Linked DNA regions of Homo sapiens: region 1 is linked to region 2. A link is a contact called in ENCODE Hi-C or POLR2A ChIA-PET data. All regions are on one chromosome and are shown on one strand. The core of a region is the stretch at or near the end of the contact, and the rest is flanking DNA. Distances in the headings are between cores, read along the strand shown. Region 1 holds the start of FOSB (FosB proto-oncogene, AP-1 transcription factor subunit). Region 2 holds the start of EGLN2 (egl-9 family hypoxia inducible factor 2).

Evidence for each region. A loop is a pair of places that touch in the nucleus more often than their neighbours do. ChIA-PET counts read pairs that join two places held with the same protein, here RNA polymerase II (POLR2A). Pooled maps may share reads with other maps.
Region 1: a pooled map shows a loop between it and region 2 (8-fold over the local background). The contact joins the promoter of FOSB here to the promoter of EGLN2 in region 2. A Hi-C loop is called at or near these places in 1 of 50 pooled maps. POLR2A ChIA-PET finds 5 or more read pairs at or near these places in 2 of 52 experiments (HCT116 and OCI-LY7).

Annotation. Positions count from the first base shown.
Region 1 is chr19:45,465,026-45,470,078 of GRCh38, reverse strand. FOSB (FosB proto-oncogene, AP-1 transcription factor subunit) reads right to left here and starts at 2,083. Exons shown (of 4, transcript NM_006732.3): 1 at 1,367-2,083. The coding sequence starts at 1,492. RefSeq lists enhancers at 1-35, 1,081-1,982, 4,390-4,890, 4,891-5,053 and a silencer at 2,167-2,446.
Region 2 is chr19:40,794,835-40,800,440 of GRCh38, reverse strand. It overlaps EGLN2 (egl-9 family hypoxia inducible factor 2), which reads right to left and starts at 1,250. Exons shown (of 6, transcript NM_080732.4): 1 at 1,179-1,250; 2 at 1-102. It overlaps RAB4B-EGLN2 (RAB4B-EGLN2 readthrough (NMD candidate)), which reads right to left. Exons shown (of 12, transcript NR_037791.1): 8 at 1-102. RAB4B (RAB4B, member RAS oncogene family) reads right to left here. Exons shown (of 8, transcript NM_016154.5): 8 at 3,499-3,871. MIA-RAB4B (MIA-RAB4B readthrough (NMD candidate)) reads right to left here. Exons shown (of 10, transcript NR_037775.1): 10 at 3,497-3,871. RefSeq lists silencers at 913-962, 1,113-1,472.

The sequences.
Region 1 (5,053 bases), core at 834-3,333, 4.7 Mb before region 2:
GTTACTGTCTCTTCTCAGAGTGAGACTGACGAGTGACAGTTTAGGGTGAACGGACAGGTAGATAAAAGTAACCACTGGAGCTCTCTCAGATTGTCGCGGAGGGGGAATGGTGCGGGACCTGAGCCCCCAAGCCTCAGCAGCGCTCATCTCCCCCCTCCCGTAAATGGACTCCTGGAACTGCTCTGAAGGCTTAACTACTCTCTCGGGGGGCGTGGTGAGGGAAGGGCTGGCTCGCCGACCAATCAGAGTCCTGGGAACCCAGAGGGGGCGGAGCTCCTGGAGACCACCTGGCTGGTTGCCCTTCGGTTCGCGGTTCTAGTCCTGTCTTGGGACACACCGGAGGAACCGGGCATGAGGAGCAGAGGGAGTGGGAATGTGTCTGTGTGTGCCTGGAGAAGAGGGTGACAGCCACCGTATCTCTCCAAGAAACGCCAGCACACAAGCAGACACCCCCTTCTCCTGAGAGCCCAGGGACTAGATCCCCGCAAGGGCCTCGCAGATCCATTGGGTCGCAGACAGGCGCTCTTGTCACGACAGGGATCCCCTCCCTCTGCCTCTAGAGGCGCCGAAAAGAGACCCAGCCGCCAAGGAACCACGGGTTCCGGGGACAGAGAGGGGGGAAGGAAAATGCACCCTACAAATAGGAAGGGAAAGCTGATTGGCCAAGGCGTGCGCCCCGGCGGCCAATCGAAACGCCGGGCTGCCCCCTCCCTTAGCAACGTGGCCCCGGCGTTCCAAAATAGAACGCTCCCGGGACGTCAGGGGCGGGGCGGACGAAGGGGGCGCCGCGCGCCGTGCGTGCCCCGCGTCAGACGGAGGATTCCAGCGCGTCAGCCGTTACGCACGGGTCCCCCGTTACGTCTCCGCGCAGGAGGCGGAGGCAGCGCGGCTGAGGGTTCGAGGCCCCTCTTCCCGATGGGTGGAGGGCGACCCGGCACCGAAGTGGGCGCTCCGAAGGAGGAGGAAAGGAAAAGAGACTGCTGGAAGCTTCCCCGGGATTTCCCCCACCTGCCTAACTGCGCTAGCTTCAGGTCTGGGACCCGAGCAGGGGGCAGTCCCGGGGCCGGCTCAAAGTTCTCAGCCCCGCTACCGCATACACGTTGCATTGAGCAGCGCATTACCCACCCCACCCCCACCTCGCCCCAAAGCCTACCCTCCCTGCCGCGTTCCCTCCTTGCGCTCCACGCACGCAACCAATTGCAAACATCTCCCGACTCTTTGCAGTTTGCAAAGTGCGCTGTGAGCCTTTTCCATCTCAGATCTAGGGTTCTGATGCGCCTTTTTGTGGGGGTTGGGGTTTATTCTTTTCACCCTTGACTTAAAAAATAAAACCTACAAAGCAGCACCCCTACTATCAAAAACTTACCTGGGAGGCGGCGGCGGTGGGTGGACTGCCGAAGGAGTCCACCGAAGACAGATATTGAGACTCGGCAGAGGGTGAGGAGCTGCACCGGGAGCCGGAGTCGTAGTCTCCGGGGAAAGCCTGAAACATTTCCCTGGGCACAGGGGGGCCCCTGTGACCACGCTGAGGTCGCCGGGAAGCCAAGGCTATGGCCGGGTTGGGGAAGTAAGGTGCAAGTCCGGGGTGAGCCGTGGGAGTCCCCGGTGAGCTGAGCGAGTCCTCAAAGTACGCTGTCCGGGGAAGCTCGGGGAAGGAGCAACGTCCCGTTCCAACAATGGCAAAGTTTCTGTGCAGTCTTCCTGCGGTGCCCAGGCCCCCACAGGATGCCGCTGTACCTCTTGAAAGTGCAGGCTCCGTAGGACCCAGGGGCGAGGGAGGGGTTGCTCCCCCAGGGGCAGAAAGCGCTGTCCCGCTGTACAGAATCAGCTTCAGCTACGGTCTCCTCCACGCGTCCGGCGGGTCCCACGGGGGGAGGGGAGTAATAAAGAAGACCAAAAAAAGTAAGTCGGTCCTCCAAAAGAAAATGAAGAAATATCTGGAAGAATCTTTCCAAAAACTTTCTCCCCGGAAAAAAAAAGATTAATGAAATTTCATAACCCCCAAGAAGAACCACAACAATCAAGTTTCCAAGTCTTGGTTCCGCGTGTCCCTGCCGTGGCCGTAGCTCTGAGTCTTATGAATGAAGCACAGACCCGCCAGCCTGTATTTATATGCCCGGGACCCGCCCCCCTGCTTACGTCACCCGCCCCTTGCTGGACAAACTTCCCCAAATCTCCGGCCCCGCCAAATCGAGTCCCGCACTGTCCAGCAAGAGGTCTGTTCTAGACTCGATCTGGTCACTTGCATGACCCTCGGGGCCCTGGGGGTCTCGGGGGTTGCGTTCCGGGCCACTCGGCGGGAGGGGATCCCGGCCCCGCCTTCCCGGAGTTCCTGTGACGCAATTAGCCATATAAGGAGCTCGGCCGGCGCGGCGGAGTGTTTGTTTGGTATCCTAGCAATGACGTCAGAGGGAATCCCTCGCTCGCTCGCGCGCGCGCCCGCGCCCCGCCCGCGCCTGCGCAGTGCAACGCCGCCCCGGGGGCTGGTAATAATAGGCGCTTAGACTAGCCCCGCAGGGACCCCGCTGACCCGGGCGGGGAAGACCCCAGCCTGCAGGTCCCCTTCACCTCTGGCGCCCCCACCTACCCTGTTCTACCGATGGTGCAGCGCCCCCATTCGAGAAGAAGAGCAGATCTCCAAAAGGAGACCCTGATTAGTGTGGTGTGGTCACGTAGGTGGGGAAACTGAGTCCCGAGCGGGCTGTGATGCTCAGGTGAAAGTGGAGGTAATGGAGGGATTCCGAGGCTCGTCCTGGTTTCTGTCCTGATTCGCTGTGCGAGCTTAGGAAATGTTTTCCCTCTCTGAGCTTTAGCTTTAATCTTCCCCGCTGGGCAAAGGATGTGTGTCTTGGACCCTGCTGGCCTTACAGGTCCGGCGTTTGGGAGGGATGCGGATTTGGAGGAGATGGGAAATGAAACTTAGAGAGAAGCCTCTCTTCTGATGGTGTTGGTAGCCTCTCCTTCCACCTTTTAATCCACCCGGAGACAAAGAATGTGTAAGAGGGAGGGGATATTATTATTAATTCTAATAATAATAATTAATGCCTTGTATTTGGCACTTGCCAAGCACAGCTCCTGTGCTACGCCTTTCAGTAGAAGATTTGTAATCCTTAAAACAGCTCTGGAAGGTTAAGAGAGAAAAATCTTCATTTTATAAAAGAAAAAAATGATACTCAGGGAGGTTAAATGACTTGCCCAAGATCCCATCACAAGAAATTCAAACTCAGAATTGTCAAACTCCAGATTTCCTACCCTTTCCATTTCTTTTCTGATTTCTGAGACCTGCCTGGTTGGATGAAACTCCCTGAAAAACCTGTGTCTGGGGTTTTTTTAAATGATAATGGCAATATTAGTAGCTTTCACTTGTCAGGTCTTTTTTTTTTTTTTTTTTTTTTTTTTTTTGAGACGGAGTCTTGCTCTGCCGCCAGGCTGGAGTGCAGTGGCGATCTCGGCTCACTGCAACCTCCGCCTCACCTTAGCCTCTCGAGTTGCTGGACTACAGGCGCGGGCCACCACGTCAAGCTAATTTTTATATGTTTAGTACAGACGGGGTTTCACCATATTGGTCAGGATGGTCTTGAACTCCTGACCTGGTGATCCGCCTGCCTCGGCCTCCCGAAGTGTCGAGATTACAGGCGTGAGCCACAGCGCCTGGCCTGTCAGGTCTTTCTAAGCTTTACAATCTCCTTCTTACTGCTCTTAGCATGTACTGTTGCAATCTTGGCTCACAGGGGTACAGGTGACTACCTGAGCAAATCTTCTTAGCAAATGGGGTTCATGAATCTGACGTTTTTTTTTTTTTTTTTTGACAGAGTCTCACTCTGTTGCCCAGGCTGGAGTGCAGTGCCACAATCTCGGCTCACTGCAGCCTACATCTCCTGGGTTCAAGTGATTCTCCTGCCTCAGCCTCCCGAGTAGCTGGGATTACAGGTGTGCGCCACCACACCTGGCTAATTTTTGTTTTGTTCTGTTTTGTTTTTTGAGACAGAGTTTTGCTCTTGTTGCCCAGGCTGGAGTGCAATGGCACGATCTCGGCTCACCGCAACCTCCGCCTCCCGGGTTGAAGTGCTTCTCCTGCCTCAGCCTCCCGAGTAGCTGGGATTACAGGCATGTGCCACCATGCCTGGCTAGTTTTTTTGTATTTTTAGTAGAGACAGAGTTTCTCCATATTGGTCAGGCTGCTCTCAAACTCCCAAACTCAGGTGATCCTCCCGCCTTGGCCTTCTTAAATGCTGGGATTACAGGCGTAAGCCACTGTGCCCGGCCTAACTTTTGTATTTTTAATAGAGATGGGGGTTTCACCATGTTGGCCAGGCTGGTTTCGAACTCCCAACCTCAGGTGATCCGCCTGCCTCGGTCTCCCAAAGTGCTGGGATTACAGGCATGAGCCACTATGCCTGCACTGACTTGGGTATTTCAGATGCTACAGCCCCCAACTCTTAAGCACCCACTGGGAAGGGTGCTACCAGCTATTTCACAAACCTCAGAGAACCCAGCACTTCCCTCCCAGTGCACAGCCTGGCCCAGCCCTGGGCACAAAGGAAGAAGCACTTTTAAAACATTGAATTTCACAGGTTGAGAGAGGGGCAGGGCCTGTCTCCGGGCTACACAGCAAGCCTGTGGCAGAGCCAAGGCGATGGTTCTTAATTTTCAGGGAGTCCTGATTCCCTGCCCCAATAGTAGGGAGGGTGTAGGGAGATGTGGAAGACTAGAGGGACGTGGGGGGCATAGGTGGAGGTTCAAGTTTCCAGACAAAAGTCCAGCCTCAAGCCCACCCCCTGCCCTGTTCCTCCACGCCCCCTCTGTCTGCCACCAGCCAGGAGGGAGGGACAGAGACTGGGAGATGACACAGCAGCCACTAGTAGGCAGTGACTCGGCCCCAGCATCAGACAGGGAGTGACCCCTCATTCTTCTGTCTCATCCAAGCCCCTCATCTCCTCCTCCATGGAATAAAGGAAACATGCAAAGACCTACCCTGGCTGGCCAGAGACTCCACACCCGACACAGGCAACACAGACTTCCACACAGCCGCTCACCAGGTCACGCGTGGGCA
Region 2 (5,606 bases), core at 1-2,500:
CAGGGCAGACAGCAAGAGCTCTTCTCGTGCCCTGGGGGTTGCTTGCTGGTCCCCAAGTCCTCTGCGGTCCCTAAGGGCTTGGGAAGGGACCCTTCAGGGTGGCTAGAGAAAGGAAAAAAAAAAAGGGATGTGAGAGAAACTAGAGACAGGCAGGCAGGGGAAAGCCGGGATGGTATGGGCAGGAGTGGGGAAGACGACCAGGACAGACTTGACTATAGAGGCCCCCCAAAACCTGAGGCCAAGTCGGGGAGAGGACCCTGAGAATCTGGAGGTGCGGGAGTCCGCTGACAGATAAGAGGCAGTGATAGGGAGAGGCTGGAGGCCAGGGGCTGGGTAGATGACCCTAAGACAGAGGACTGTGGTGCAGGTTGTGGGACGCGGTAACCAAAGACAGAAGAAGGAGGGCTGGAGTAGAAAAGGGTGGTGTGGAGGAGTGGGAAAGGAGGGGGTTTGGAAAATAGGAGGGACCTGCCTCGGCGTTCCAGAAAGACAACGAGAAACGTGGGGGTTCCAGGGAGAGTCAGGGTGGGGGCGGGGGGGTCAAAAGACAGAGGAAACTGGGGAGTCCAAAAACAAAGAGAACGAGGGGCCCAGAGACAGAAAAATAGACCGGAGGGAAGCTGGGAGGGAGGACCCGGGGCGGAGCGGGACGGTGGGGTCGACCCGAGCCCGACGGGAGGAAGCCGGCCGGGGGCGGACACACGCCCAGACGGAAGGGAGGTCCCGAGACTGACCGACGGGAGGGGCCCTCGGGGAGAGGGTCCGCGGCGACAGAGGAAAGGACGGAGGAGGGTGCACGCACCCGGAGACAGGACGAGAGATAAAGGTGCCCCCATCCAGGGCACCCCAACGCCCCCAACCCGGGGCAGGCCCTGAGGCCCCTTCTGAGCGCAGTAGGCGACAGGGGCAGGGCCTAAGGGCCGCTCGGACCCCCTCCCCTCCCCCTCCACTCGGCCTCCGCCCGGCGCGCGCTCCCCGCCCCCACCCCAACCCCCACAACGGCCGGCACCCAACGTAACCGGCGCGCGTCCCCTCCCCCGCGCCGCACCCACATCCCCCTTCCCGGGGTCGCCCCGGCAGGCCCCGGCGCGCGCCCCCACACCCCGCCCGGTTCGCGCCGGCGCCCCGGCTCCGGCTTAGTCTCCTCCCGCTCCCTTCTCGCCCCGCGACCTCCTCACCGAGCTTTTTCCTCCGGCCCCGGCGCCGCCGTTTGTGCCAGCCGCCCTGCGCCGCACAGCGCGCCATACCCCGCCCCCACCGCGCGCGACGCCCCGCCCCGCCTCGCCCGGTGGGCACGTGACCGCGCCCCGCGGAGGGGACGGCGCCTGCGCAGGCCCGAGCCGCGCGGGGCGGGGCGGAGCGGGGCGAGGAAGTTCGGGACAACCCCCCTACCAAGGAGAAAGGAAACAGCGGTCCGTGGCCTACACGAGGTTCATTTGCATCCTCCGCCCCGCCCCCTTTGCGCGGGAGGGGGAACGCAGTGTGAGGGGCCGGGTCTGGGAGGGGGCGTTTCTTGCATGTTGGAATCAAGTGGCGTCGGCGGGGCGGGGCACGCAAATGATGTGATTTACATGGACAGGCCTACCCGCCCCCCGCCCAGCGCGGGGCACCGAGTTCGGCAGCGCGGTGCGCGTGACTTCATTTACATGGTCAGCTCCTCCTCCTTCTCGCCGTCCAGGAACGGAGGTGAGAGACGGAGAAATGGCTACGCAGTTAGTTGAGAAATGTATGTAAATTCGCACGTCAGTAATTTACATAAGTATCTTTTATAACGGAGGCAAAAAAGTGCGGGTTGCCCTTGAGAAAAGGGAACGCGGACTAGAAGGGATGTGCAAATGTGTATTTTCAAGACCCGCTCCGGCCTGCCCCCTCGGGACGATTGTGGGAATCAGAATAAAGAACCAGGGAAAGTCTGGGCAACGGAGTGAGACCTTATCTTTACACAAAATTAAAAAATGAAACAAAAAAAAATCCACGGAACGCTACACAGAGAAGACATTTGCATGGCCAGCTGGGAACACTTTAGGAGACTAAGGAGATAAGGTCATTTTGAATGCCCTGCCCGCTCCACCATTGCTCTGGAGAGCTGGGACTCAAGGCTCCCGCCGGGTCGGTGAAGGCCGACGTGGAGATGGGAGGGCGACGAGCAACTGGGAGTGTCCTCGGGGCTGCACCAGTCCCCTGCAGGCCACCTGAGGGCGTAGGGCGGTTCGCGTGAGCACAAGGGCATGCATACTGGTATCCACACATGCGTGAGGATTGCACAAAAGCCCGCAGTCCTCAGGGCACACACAGGGTTCATGGCCACACAAGGGTGTTTCTAGTTTAGTTTTGTTTTTGAGATGGGGTCTTACCCTTTTGCCCAGGCTGAAGTGCTGTGGCATGATCATAGTTCACTGCAGGCCCAACCTCCCAACTAAAGTGATCCTCACACCTCAGCCTCCGGAATAGCTGGGACTTCAGGTGTGTACCACGACACCTGGCTAACTTTTTCTGTTTTTTATTTTTGTAGATAGGGTCTCTCTGTGTTGCCCAGGCTATAGTCTCCAACTCCTGGGCTCAAGTGATCCATCTGCCTTGGCCTCCCGAAGTGCTGGGATTACAGGCATGAGCCACCACGCCTGGCCACACATGGGTGTTTAAAAGGAGCCAAATTCACACCAAAACACACACAGACCTCGGGGTACACATGCACAGGCACACACGCAGTAGTGAGTCACTGCCTCTGACTCTCAGGCATCAGACATGCACACACCGGAGGCCCACCTATAGGTCCAAATTCCCATCCCCTGGCCTTGATGTCCCAAACAATACCAGCCTCACCAATACAATGACCAAGGCCACAGAGCAGTTACGGCTGTCAGCATCACACACAACCAGCACACATTATATCCTATAGACATCATCCCATATGCAGGTACTGGAAACATGTACACATGTCACAAACACAGGGACATCAGCGTGTTTACACACGTGAGCTTAGAACACAGATTGTCACAAACTGTCCACACAGTAACAAATTCCCTCCCTCCGCAACAGGCACCTGAGTCATCATGCTTGGTATACCCCACACCACGTCCAATCAGGAAACAAGGCCCCCAAGGCCAGGCCCAGTGGCTCACACCTGTAATTCCAGCACTTTGGGAGGCCAGCGCGGGCGAATCACCTGAGGTTGGGAGTTCGAGACCAACCTTGACCAACATGGAGAAACTCCATCTCTACTAAAAATACAAAATTAGCCAAGTGTGGTGGCACATGCCTGTAATCCCAGCTACTCGGGAGGCTGAGGCAGGAGAATAGCTTGAACCCGGGAGGTGGAGGTTGTGGTGAGCCAAGATCACGCCACTGCACTCCAGCCTGGGCAACAAGAAGGAAACTCCATCTCAACAACAACAACAAAAAAACAGAAACAAGGCCCCCAAACACCATGACACATGATTCTTCCATCAGGGACCTCTTCCATCTCCCTGCCATCTCACAATAATGGAGGCCAAGACACAGGTGTAAACAATGCTTTATGGGGGTAGGGTGGGTGCTGGACAGGCCTCCAGGTAATAAATAACAGGTACTAGCAACAGCAGGGCCAGATGGGGAGTTGGGGACAAATGACCCTGGTCTCAGGCTTTGGGAGCTCTTGGGGTATGGTTAGGGGTTCAGGGGGACAGACGTTAGCCAAGACAGAGGAAGCAGCAGCAGGTACGGGATTCCCCCTTCCCCCGTGGCTCAGTCTTGCCCCAAAGCCAGGCCCCACCAGGCCAGGGAAGGGGGACAGGTGGCAACGTAGCTTCTCCGGGGCCAGGGCAGGTTAGGACACGGCCTCTCAGAGCCTGGGCCTGGGCCCCAGCAGGGCTGGTCCTGGAGAACAGGTGAGCTGAAAGAGAAGGGTGTGGTGACCTGCAGGGTCCCCGGGGTCTGTCCAGCCGGTCTCTATCTCATTTCCAGGTATTTCCTTCCCCTCCTATCTGCATCGGTCTGTCCATACCTTTCTTCTCCCGGTTTCTACATTGTCTGATTTTCCGCCTCTCCCCTGCAGGTAATTTGGGGCTTGTGCTGAGGGTACCTGCATCTCCCTCTTTGTTTGCCTCAGAGAGCTGTCTGAGTCTGTAAAGCCACATTTCAACATCTAAATATCATGAATCTGGATGGACGCAGTGGCTCACGCCTGTAATCCCAGCACTGTGGGAAGCCAAGGCAGGAGGAATGCTTGAGCCCAGGAGTTTGAGACCAGCTTAGGCAACACCACGAAACCCCGTCTCTACAAAAACATACAAACATTAGCCAGGTGTAGTGGCATGCACCAGTAGTCCCAGCTACCTGGGGGGCTGAGGTGGGAACATCGCTTGAGCCTGAGAGGTGGAGATTGCAGTGAGCCAAGATTGTGCCACTGCACTCCAGCCTAGGCAACAGAGTGAGACTGTCTCAAAAAAATAAATAGGCCGGGCGCGGTGGCTCATGCCTGTAATCCCAGCACTTTGGGAGGCCGAGGCGGGCAGATCACCTGAAGTCGGGAGTTCCAGACCAGCCTGACCAACATGGAGAAACCTCATCTCCACTAAAAATACAAAATTAGCCAGGTGTGGTGGCACATGCCTGTAATCCCAGCTACTCAGTAGGCTGAGGCAGGAGAATCTTGTAAACCCAGGAGGCAGAAGTTACGGTGAGCTGACATTGCACTATTGCACTCCAACCTGGGCAACAAGAGCGAAACTCCATCTCAAAATAAATAAATAAATAAATAAATAAATCGGCCAGGCACGGTGGCTCACGCCTGTAATCCCAGCACTTTGGGAGGCCGAGACAGGCAGATCACAAGGTCAGGAGTTCAGACCGCCCTGGCCAATGGTGAAACCCCGTCTCTACTAAAAATACAAAAATTAGCCAGGCGTGGTGGTAGGTGCCTGTAGTCCCAGCTACTTGGGAGGCTGAGGCAGGAGAATCACTTGAACCCAGGAGGCGGAGGTTGCAGTGAGCCAAGATCACACCACTGCACTCCAGCCCGGGCAACAGAGGGACACTCCATCTCAAAAAATTTAAATAAATAAATAAATAAATAAATAAATAAATAAATAAAATGAACCTGCCTTTGTATCTTTCTGTGTCCCTCTATGTTCCTGGATCACCCTGGCTCTAAGTCTCATTTCACTGTTCCCCAAGCTGGGGAGACAACGTTAGGTTAGTGGTTCTCACTTTGGTTGTATATAGCATTACCTGGGAGCTTCCAGAAATCCTGCAACTGGCTGGCTCACATCTTTTTTTTTTTTTTTTTTTTTTGGAGATGGAGCCTCGCTCTATTGCCTGGGCTGAAGTGCAGTGGCGCGATCTAGGCTCACTGCAAGCTCCGCCTCCTGCGTTCACGCCATTCTCCTGCCTCAGCCTCCTGAGTAGCTGGAACTACAGGCACTTGCCACCACGCCTGGCTAATTTTTTTTTTTTTTTTTTTTTTGTATTTTTAGTAGAGACGGGGTTTCACTTGATCTACAGATCAAGCCAGGATGGTCTTCATCTCCTGACCTTGTGATCCGCCTGCCTCAGCCCCCCAAAGTGCTGGGATCACAGGCGTGAGCCACCATGCCCAGCCTGGCACACGTCTTTAATCCCAGCACTTT